Linked DNA regions of Homo sapiens: region 2 is linked to region 1. Evidence: read pairs that join two places in POLR2A ChIA-PET (ENCODE). Cell type or tissue: GM12878. All regions are shown on one strand. Links, peaks and the distances in the headings refer to the core of each region. The heading gives the core; the rest is flanking DNA. Region 1 has its middle 430 kb from the start of QKI. Region 2 has its middle 13 kb from the start of CAHM.

Region 1 (4,392 bases), core at 314-4,313:
CAATCCTCACTTAATTTTAAGGCTGCCAGCCAAGAGGGCTTCCCTATCTTTTGTCTCATTCAGTACTAAGTGTATAGCTCCGCCGAGAATAGGACGCAGCCCATGGAGTTAAAGCCAAAAGATTAATTCACTTACGCCTTTCAGTGTTTCAAAAATACAATTTCCATTTATTATGGAATTTATGTTGCATATCCAGTCACATACCTGCATTTCAGCTGTGTCTAACGTGGTCCCAGATAATGTGCCTCCATATGCACTGTGATGTTTTCCTCACTTCACTCCCACCCTACAAAACCTTAAGAACCCCTTGTTCCTTGATAATTAAGGTTTTGGAAACATCTCCATTAAAGGTACCCACTTCCCACGGCTTTATAACCATGGCATAAAACTTCACCTGGAATCAAAGGAAACAAGAACCATTTTCTACAAAGCATCGTTATTTTTTTTTTTTTTTTTTTTTTTTGAGATGGAGTTTCGCTCTTTCACCCGGGCTGTAGTGAAGTGGCGCGATATCCGCTCACTGCAAGCTCCGCCTCCCGGGTTCAAGGAATTCTCCTGCTTCAGCCTCCCGAGTAGCTGAGATTACAGGTGCACACCACCATCCCCACCTAATTTTTGTTTTTTTAGTAGAGAAGGGGTTTCACCATGTTGGTCAGGCTGGTCTCAAACTCCTGACCTCAGGTGAAGCACCGTGATTTTAAAACAGTGTGAAAGAATGTATCCAGTGGCTTGTATGCTGTGTATGACTGATTATACCAGCCCCACTCTGTAACTTGCTGATCAGGATCCAAGGCAGAAGAAATCCCTGTGGGTTTACTCTGAGAGAGATGATTTATGCAACTGGCTTAGTGGGAGCAGGTTATACTTTTCTGTGCCCTTCAGAAAAGGGGGGCAACATATGTGGAGGTTCCAAAGCAAGAAACAGATCAAACAGAACGCAGAAAACTTTCCTAACAGCTATATGAAAAAGAGCCTCAGTACCTGAAATAAGTCACCAAATAGACTTTATTCCAATTTAATCTCTGATTTTCTTGTGCCACGTAACCTAGACAGCTTGCTGGAGAACATAGCTTTCAAGCAAAATCCTGAAATGTAAATATGTATGAGGTGACAGACACAAAGAAAATGAGAGAGAATCACAACAGAAGCACAACCTCCTCAGTTAGGCAGTGCCATGGAAGCACATTCCTCACAACTGATTAAAATACACGCTTCTCTTCCAAGTGACTTGGTTCCTATTTTAGAGAAGGTCTTGAATAGCTGTCTGATATATAAAGCAAGACCAAAGAAGAGAAGGATGAACTCACACCCAAAAGATCCCGTGAAAACTCAGTATCTACACACAAGGTCATTGCAGAAAACCACACACAGCCTTTTCCCTTTTCATTAATTTAAACGGCTGCTATAGTCCTTTTCCACACGTGAAAAGTCAGGGGCATCCTTCCATCCAGAGAACTCAGCATTCCAACTCTCTCATCAAGTTAAATCAGTGTCATAGTGGCATTTAGTCTCTTGGCTCCAAAAGTTGATATATTTAAGTGTAGGGTACTTTCTGGGCAAGCATGTGCAGGAAACGATATAATAAAGGGTGGAGCAAATGAATCCAGTTAGTAAACATTTTGAAAACCCACACTGCACAGAACACCATTTCCAGCTCTAAGAGAGGGAGGGAGGGCGGGAAAAGGGTAAAGGGAGGAAAGGAGGCAGAGAAAGAGAAAGAAGACAATGAACAAAAGGAAAAAGAGAAAAATCCCTGAAATAGGCTGAAACTATGATAAAGTCTCAATAAGTGGAATTTACAAGAAAGTATAGAAGAGAATTAGTAGATAGAAAGATATCCCTAGCCATTCTGTGAAAACTTACCTTGTGAGGAACTGAAATAATGAAAACAAGATTGGAGGTAACCAAGGATGTCAGCCACAGCTGGCAACCAAAGGGAGTCACTAATCAAGCTGTTTCATGTTCTCAGGTGGTGAGAATGACCAGCTCCCAATCATTAATGCTAACTGTTGCTGTGTGGAGCTTGAAGTCTCTTCAGTTTTTCCTTTGCTGAGAACTTTCTGGTCACTTTAAAGTTCTCAATACCTCTTTTGGTGGGCAAAAGTAGCAAGAGAAAAAAAGAAAACCCATTTTCTTGCTGGCAAATAGCCCTCACTTAATGTTTGGTTAGAAACAAATGGGAGACATGAACCAACAACACTAATGCGGGGGGTGGATGTAGGCTGACTGTGCACAGGCTCACTGGTGGCCCAGCCAGTGGCATTTGTGAAGGGAGCACCCGCTGCACTGAACATGAGGGGAGTTGGATACCGGCCAAACAGCCATCACACCAGCCAGGATCATCACACCAGCCAGAGTCTGATCAAACAGGCCAGAATCATCACACCTGCCAGAATCATAACACTAGCCAGGGTCATCACACCTGCCAGGCTCATCACACCAGCCAGAGTCATCAAACCTGCCAGAGTCATCACACCTGCCAGGGTCATCAGACCAGCCAGGGTCATCACACCAGCCAGGGTTCTCACACCAGTTGGGGTAATTACACCAGCCAGAGTCATCAAACAGGCCGGAATCATCACACTTGCCAGAATCATAAATAACACTAGCCAGGGTCATCACACCTGCCAGGGTCATCACACCAGCCAGAGTCATCACACCTGTTAGAGTCATCACACCAGCCAGGGTCGTCACACCTGCCAGAGTCATCACAACAGCTGGGATAATTACACCAGCCAGAGTCATCACACCAGCTGGGGTCATCACACCCTCCAGGGTCATCACACCTGCTAGAGTCATCATGCCTGCCAGAATCATCATACCAGCTGGGGTCATCACACCCTCCAGGGTCATCGCATGTGCTAGAGTCATCACACGTGCCAGCCTGCCAGAGTCATCACACCATCTGGGGTCATTACACCAGCCAGAGTTATCGCTGGGGTCATTACATCAGCCAGAGTCATCACACCAGCTGGGCTCCTTACACCAGCCAGAGTCATCTCACCAGCTGGGGTCATTACACCAGCCAGAGTCACCATACCAGCTGGGGTCATTATGCCAGCCAGAGTCATCACACTAGATGGGGTCATCACACCCTCCAGGGTCATCATACCTGCCAGAGTTATCATACCAGCTAGAGTCATCACACCAGCCAGAGGGCAACAGGAGTGGCTCAGGGAAGGGAAGATGATTCATCAGGCACAGGCCAAAAGGAATGAAAATAAAAATAAGTAAATAAGGAAGAGCTGGAGGGATGTGAAGATGGCATATTATTTTTATTGTAAGTGACATCAGTGAAGGCAGGTATTTCAGGGTAGCCAACTTGGCTCAGGACCGAGAGTTTTCCTGGACTTTCAGTGCTAAAACTATCCTTCTAGACTAACCAGAACAAGCAGCACCCTAGGTGTTAAACAGAAAACCTAGAAGGAAAATGTGTACCTTTGAATTTTTCAATTTGCTCTTGGGTTTGTGAAACATTAACCTCTTACAGCTGCCTAATGTTTTTTAGGTCTAGGCTTAATTCTCCTGACAACAGTACCACCTACATAGCAGAATGCATGAAGAGTTCACTCTGGATACAAAGTAAACAACATGGAAAGAACAGAATTAAGGACAGACTAAGGACGGCTTGTCTGGATTGGGGGAAAATCTACATTTTATATTTTTGAGATAAGCAAATGTATTATTTTCTGATACTTCAAAGATGCCAACGTTGACAACTCAGATTTGATTTCTTTTTAGAGAAGGGGTCATGCAACATTGCCCAAGCTAGAGTGCAGTGGCTATTCACAGGCATACTCCCACTACTGATCAGCACAGATGTTTCCACCTGCTTCATTTCCAACCTGGGCTGGCTCTCCTCCTTCTTAGGCAACCTGGTGGTCCCCCACTCCCGAGAAGTCACTATATTGATGCTGAACTTAGTGTGGACACCCAATCAGCATAGCTCCCAGAACTCCTGGTCTCACGCCATCCTCCTGCCTTAGCCTCCCAAACAGCTGGGACTACAGGTGTGTGCCACTACACCCAGCAAATTTCTGAAGTGAACTGCTTCAGTGAATAGATTAAAATGATATGTTATTGGCAATTCTATTGTTTTTAAGTAAATGTATCCTAAAATACTTGGGGGAGATTGAAAACAGTTTGGCTGAATCTTTAGTCACAGAGGATAACTTCTCTTTATAAGGTGTTTCTGCTCATCAGCAGAGGATGGAAGTCATGCAAGAGAGGACTGAAGAAAAGGCCTTGTGCAAAAGACCATGATTGATGTCAAAGCGATGCCCCAAGGAACGAACCCATTATACCTGGGCATCCAGGACCCTTCTGCTTTTTCACTATGGGATAGCATGAAAGTGACTTCAAGACATTGAGGCTGCCAAGGCTACCCTATGC
Region 2 (4,392 bases), core at 269-4,268, 440 kb after region 1:
ATCGTTTGAACCAAGTAGGTGGTGGCTGCAGTGAGCCGAGATCACGCCACTGCACTCTAGCCTGAGCAACAGAGCGAGGCCTCATCTCAAAAAAAAAAATATTGCTAACATACAATTTCTCATTGTTATTTACCCTTCATTTGACATTGTATTCCATAGTCTCAACTTTATCTTTACAGCATTCATTCAAGAAAGGAAATAGGGATTACATGAGGAAAAAGAGAGCAAAGGAAAAAATTTCGATAAAGGAAATTGTCCTCCCTTCCCCCCCACCAAAAAAAAATTCTCCTTTGCTGGAAAGTGAACCTAAAAGCAGTTTTGCTTTTCAAAAGTTTTCTAAACACACACACATACGCATACACACACACACACGCATACACACACACACGCACACACGCACACAGTATTTCATGGCCTGTGCACCAGTTCTTGCCCTGCCGGCTCAAGGTCTAGCTTGTTTTTCCACCCCATAGTGTCAGGCAGGTCCAGCCCTCCTTTATGTCCTAGAGTTCGTGTTGGTGCCAGGCAGCTTCAGATTCTGTGCCCCATTTGAAATCATTTGCAAGATCTGAATTGTTAAAGAAAATACCCTGGTTCTGAGTAATGCTAACCACTGGAAAATATTAGAAAACATTTCAAAATAAGAGGGTCCTTGGATCTGTTATTTATTTCTTATTGGAATTGAATTAAATTACTGGTCGACATCACAAAACTAAAAATCTTTGTCATTCACCATATATTTTTCCCCTTTAAGAATCAACAGGAAGCCCCAGAGCTGGGGAGAAACCTTCCTACTAAGTGAACTTCACCGTTTGCTCTACCTGGGCCTGACCTGCACGGTAACCAGAAGCTTCCTGGGCCCAGCAGTTTCAACCAACTATTTCAGGAACCCGTGCTCACCCTTGGCAATAACAAGCCTCAGGTGATTTCAGCTGTCAAGTGTCTCTGATCCCCAGATTCTTACAAGGGAGCTTTGCAAAGCTTGTAGTCTCTCCTTCCTAATTTAATTTAAACTGCACTTGTGATAAAGAGGTAAGTGCGCGGCTTCTCCCTAATGCTACCACGAATTTCTATATGACACAGATCCTCCTTGGGGCTAAGAGTGAAGTGCTGGGAGTCTAAAAAGAACTGTGTCCATCCCCTGTGTCCTATGGCGTCTCCAGGGAGCTGCCATCCACCCAGCCCCCTCCCACCTGTCTCTTTTCTCCTCGGCCAGCCCCCAGCATGGAGGTGCCTACTGCACCCAGTGTCTCTGCCAGCCTCTTCCAGGGCCCACTGCAGAGCCAGGCACAGCTTCCCCAATCTCTCCTCATCCCTGCTGCCTCCAAAACAAACACAAATTAGAAAAAGGACATAGGAGTTTTGGTTATAGAAAGGTCAAAGAGTTTTAAAAATTACCGACATTGGGAAAATTACAAGGTTGCTAAAGAATCTGAAAAAACTACCAGCAGTGGTTCCCAGAGCTTGACCTCATTTATGTTTCAATGGAGACCTGGGTCAACTGCTTTGAATATTTCCGAAGCATTCTTATTCATCTTTTGTGTAGCTAGAGGTTGGTCTGCGCACGTTTGCTGTTACCGAGCTGTGCCTAGCTCTTGGGTCCAGGCCCAATCCCTGACCCTTTAACAAAGAAGACACTTCTCCTTCTCCCCTACAAAGGCCTCTCCCTTGGGCTTTAGGCTACTTGTTTTGACCTTCAGTTTGCCACCAGGGTCCATCATGGAGACCTCTTGGTTGAGGTCTTAGGGCTCTGCCCTCCTACCCCTCCCCCACAAAGATGTCCCCTCCGGGCCATTGTTCCCTTGCACTTGTCTTCCGTGTTCCTCCCTGATAGCTCTGTGCCTCTAGCGTACAGCACGATGTGGGTCTCTGTTGTTGAATTTAAATTGGCCCAGTGAGGCAATACAGCACAATGGGGAAAAGCTGTGTCTCGACTGGGTGCCATCGGGCAGGCAGCTTGAGCTCAGCCGTCCTCAGTCTTCTCAGCTGCAAAATGGGGATGCTAATTGTGAAAGGGAAATTAAAAATCGGGACCACAATTCACTCTGCCAAAAGAAAAATTAAGCTGAAAGCTGAGTCATGCAAGATGCGGCCTTTCCTTTTGTTCCTAAGCAGAGAGCTACAGATAAAAGCTTCAACATCTCCACAGGTAGCTTCTCAGTGTTCACCTTATGTTACATAAATTGCCAATTTACTGAGCACGATTTACTGAGTAGAGAGGAATACGTAACGACGATTCCCCTACCTGCTCCTTTTCTCTTTTCCCCTTTAAATATTGAAGCCCTCAAAATCAAGATTGGAGAAAGGCACACACCACAGATTGTTTCTGTGATTCCATGTTTATTTCTTCTGGGCATGTCCTTAACCTTGGGAAAATAAACTTCTAAATTGATTGAGACCTGTCTCCAAAACTTTTTGGTTTACATAATAATGCCCATTTTATCATGCTACCATGAGGATGACATTGGGCAATGATAACCCCCGACCTATGCCTGGAATACAGTGATTGCTCAATAAAAACTGGTTCTTATTATAATTCTTATTAATGTCTTTTTTAAAAAATCAATCTGCTCACTGATTTTTATTCTTTCTTAAAAAAATAGACTACCTTTAGACTGCCTCCTTTCATCATGCACAATGTGAGGCATTGGGGGTACAACGGGAAGTAATTGTCTCTGCCTTCCAGGAATTCTGCAGAGTGGTAAAGAGGGCAAGTACCAAAAATTACAGAGCAATGAGCTAGGTCTTGCAATGGGACTATCCTTGGTCTCCTGTGGGAATGTTGGATGAGAAGCAACTAACTCCACCTGAGGACTAGAACAGGGAGAGGCTGTGGAGAGAAGACTCCTAGAGGAGCTGACAAGAGTCAGACTGGACAAGACCAGAAGGGAATTGCCACAGGGGGAAGGAGGAAAGAAGGTCTTGCCCGGGGAAACCGTGGGTGCAGTCAGCGGGGATGGCTGGTCGTGCCCTCCATGGCCCTGGGCTGGTACAACAGTTGTTCTAATTTAATCTGTGGATCTAGTCTCCTTAGTAGTCATGCAGACTCAGTAGAGAACAACATTATGGAGCCTGCTTCTGTGAACATCCGTCTTTCAGCTTCAAAGCTCTACCTCCAGAACAGCCTTCCTTCGCGGCACAGTGCTTCACCTGAGGAACATATTAATAATATGACTCGCACTGTTTGAGCGCTTTCCATGTGCCCGGCACAATCTGGGCCTTTCAAACATCATCTCACGCAGTCCTCTCAAAAGTAATCCTGTGTGGTCATCTCGTTCTGTGTCAAATCCCGGCTCCAAACAGTTTCTACGTTGGCCCTTGGGCAAGTAACCTCACTGTGCCTCTGTTTCTTCATCTTCCAAAGGGGATGCCCAGCCCACCTCACAGGTTGATAAGGGGGCGATGGGAGTTAATATATGCAGAGCCCTTAGAACAGTCACCAACACGTGGTAAGAACTCAGTAACTGCTATTCGTGTGCCACTGCACATGCCTCTAGAGTTTTTTGTTTGTTTGTTTGTTTGAAATGGAGTCTCCCTCTGTCACCTAGGCTGGAGTGCAGTGGCACGGTCTCGGCTCACTGCGACCTCTGCCTCCCGGGTTCAACCAATCCTTCTGCCTCAGTCTCCAGAGTAGCTAGGATTACAGGTGCCCACCACCACGCCCACCTAATTTTTGTATTTTTAGTAAAGACGATGTTTCACCATATTTGTCAAGCTGGTCCCGAACTCCTGACCTCAGGTGATCCGCCTGCCTCAGCCTCCCAGTGTTGAGATTACAGGCGTGAGCCACCACGCCTGGCCAAGTGCCTCTAGATTTTTGACCCATTTGCAGAGTAGTGGGAAGAGGCAAAGATTGATAGCAGTTCAAAATTGGTTTTCTCTTGCTCTTGGGCACATAACTATTTCCATTTCCCACCTCCCATATGGCCATGTGTCTGAGTGCCAGCCAGTGGAATAGGAGCTGTACTCCTTCCAGCCTGGCCTACAAATCCGGCCCCTGCCTTCACCATCAGCTGTCTCATTCAGGCTAGAGGGAAAGGAGATGTGTTGAAGATGTGAGTCCCAAAATGAGAGCATGGAGAAGGTCATCCTTCAGGCCCGTCCACTGCACGGTTCCGTTGCGTAAATAAGAAACAAGCCTTCACACACTTGGCGAGCAGCCTAGCCAGCTTTTACTAACACGTGTGTGTCCAGAGCTCAGGGAAGGGCCAGCCTTGCAGTGCCTTGTGGGAGATACAGCTGTGGTCTGCTCAGCAGGTTCTACTTCCTCCTCCTCCTCCCCGTAAGAAACTCCCTCTCTTATGTGAGAATCTACAACATGATTTGCTGTGGCTTAATTTCTGCACCACCAAGTTGGCAGGCAGTGCACACACAGCCGAGGCTCCGAGCCAT

Evidence for each region. ChIA-PET counts read pairs that join two places held together with the same protein. Peaks named below come from ENCODE experiments on the same cell type or tissue, not always from the same donor. Only the 100,000 strongest peaks of a DNase experiment are listed, where the experiment ranks them.
Region 2: POLR2A ChIA-PET joins it to region 1 with 7 read pairs; 2 of 35 experiments call an interaction of 5 or more read pairs at or near these places.

What each region holds. Positions count from the first base shown.
Region 1 is chr6:163,840,200-163,844,591 of GRCh38, reverse strand. It overlaps the pseudogene RN7SL366P. Among named protein-coding and RNA genes, the nearest start is that of QKI, 430 kb to the right of the region's middle. RefSeq lists an enhancer at 2,047-2,096. In GM12878, for the core only: no CTCF peak of the experiment used is centred there; a DNase peak (open chromatin) is centred at 1,991; H3K27ac peaks cover 502 bases.
Region 2 is chr6:163,398,819-163,403,210 of GRCh38, reverse strand. No RefSeq gene overlaps it. Among named protein-coding and RNA genes, the nearest start is that of CAHM, 13 kb to the left of the region's middle. In GM12878, for the core only: no CTCF peak of the experiment used is centred there; no DNase peak of the experiment used is centred there.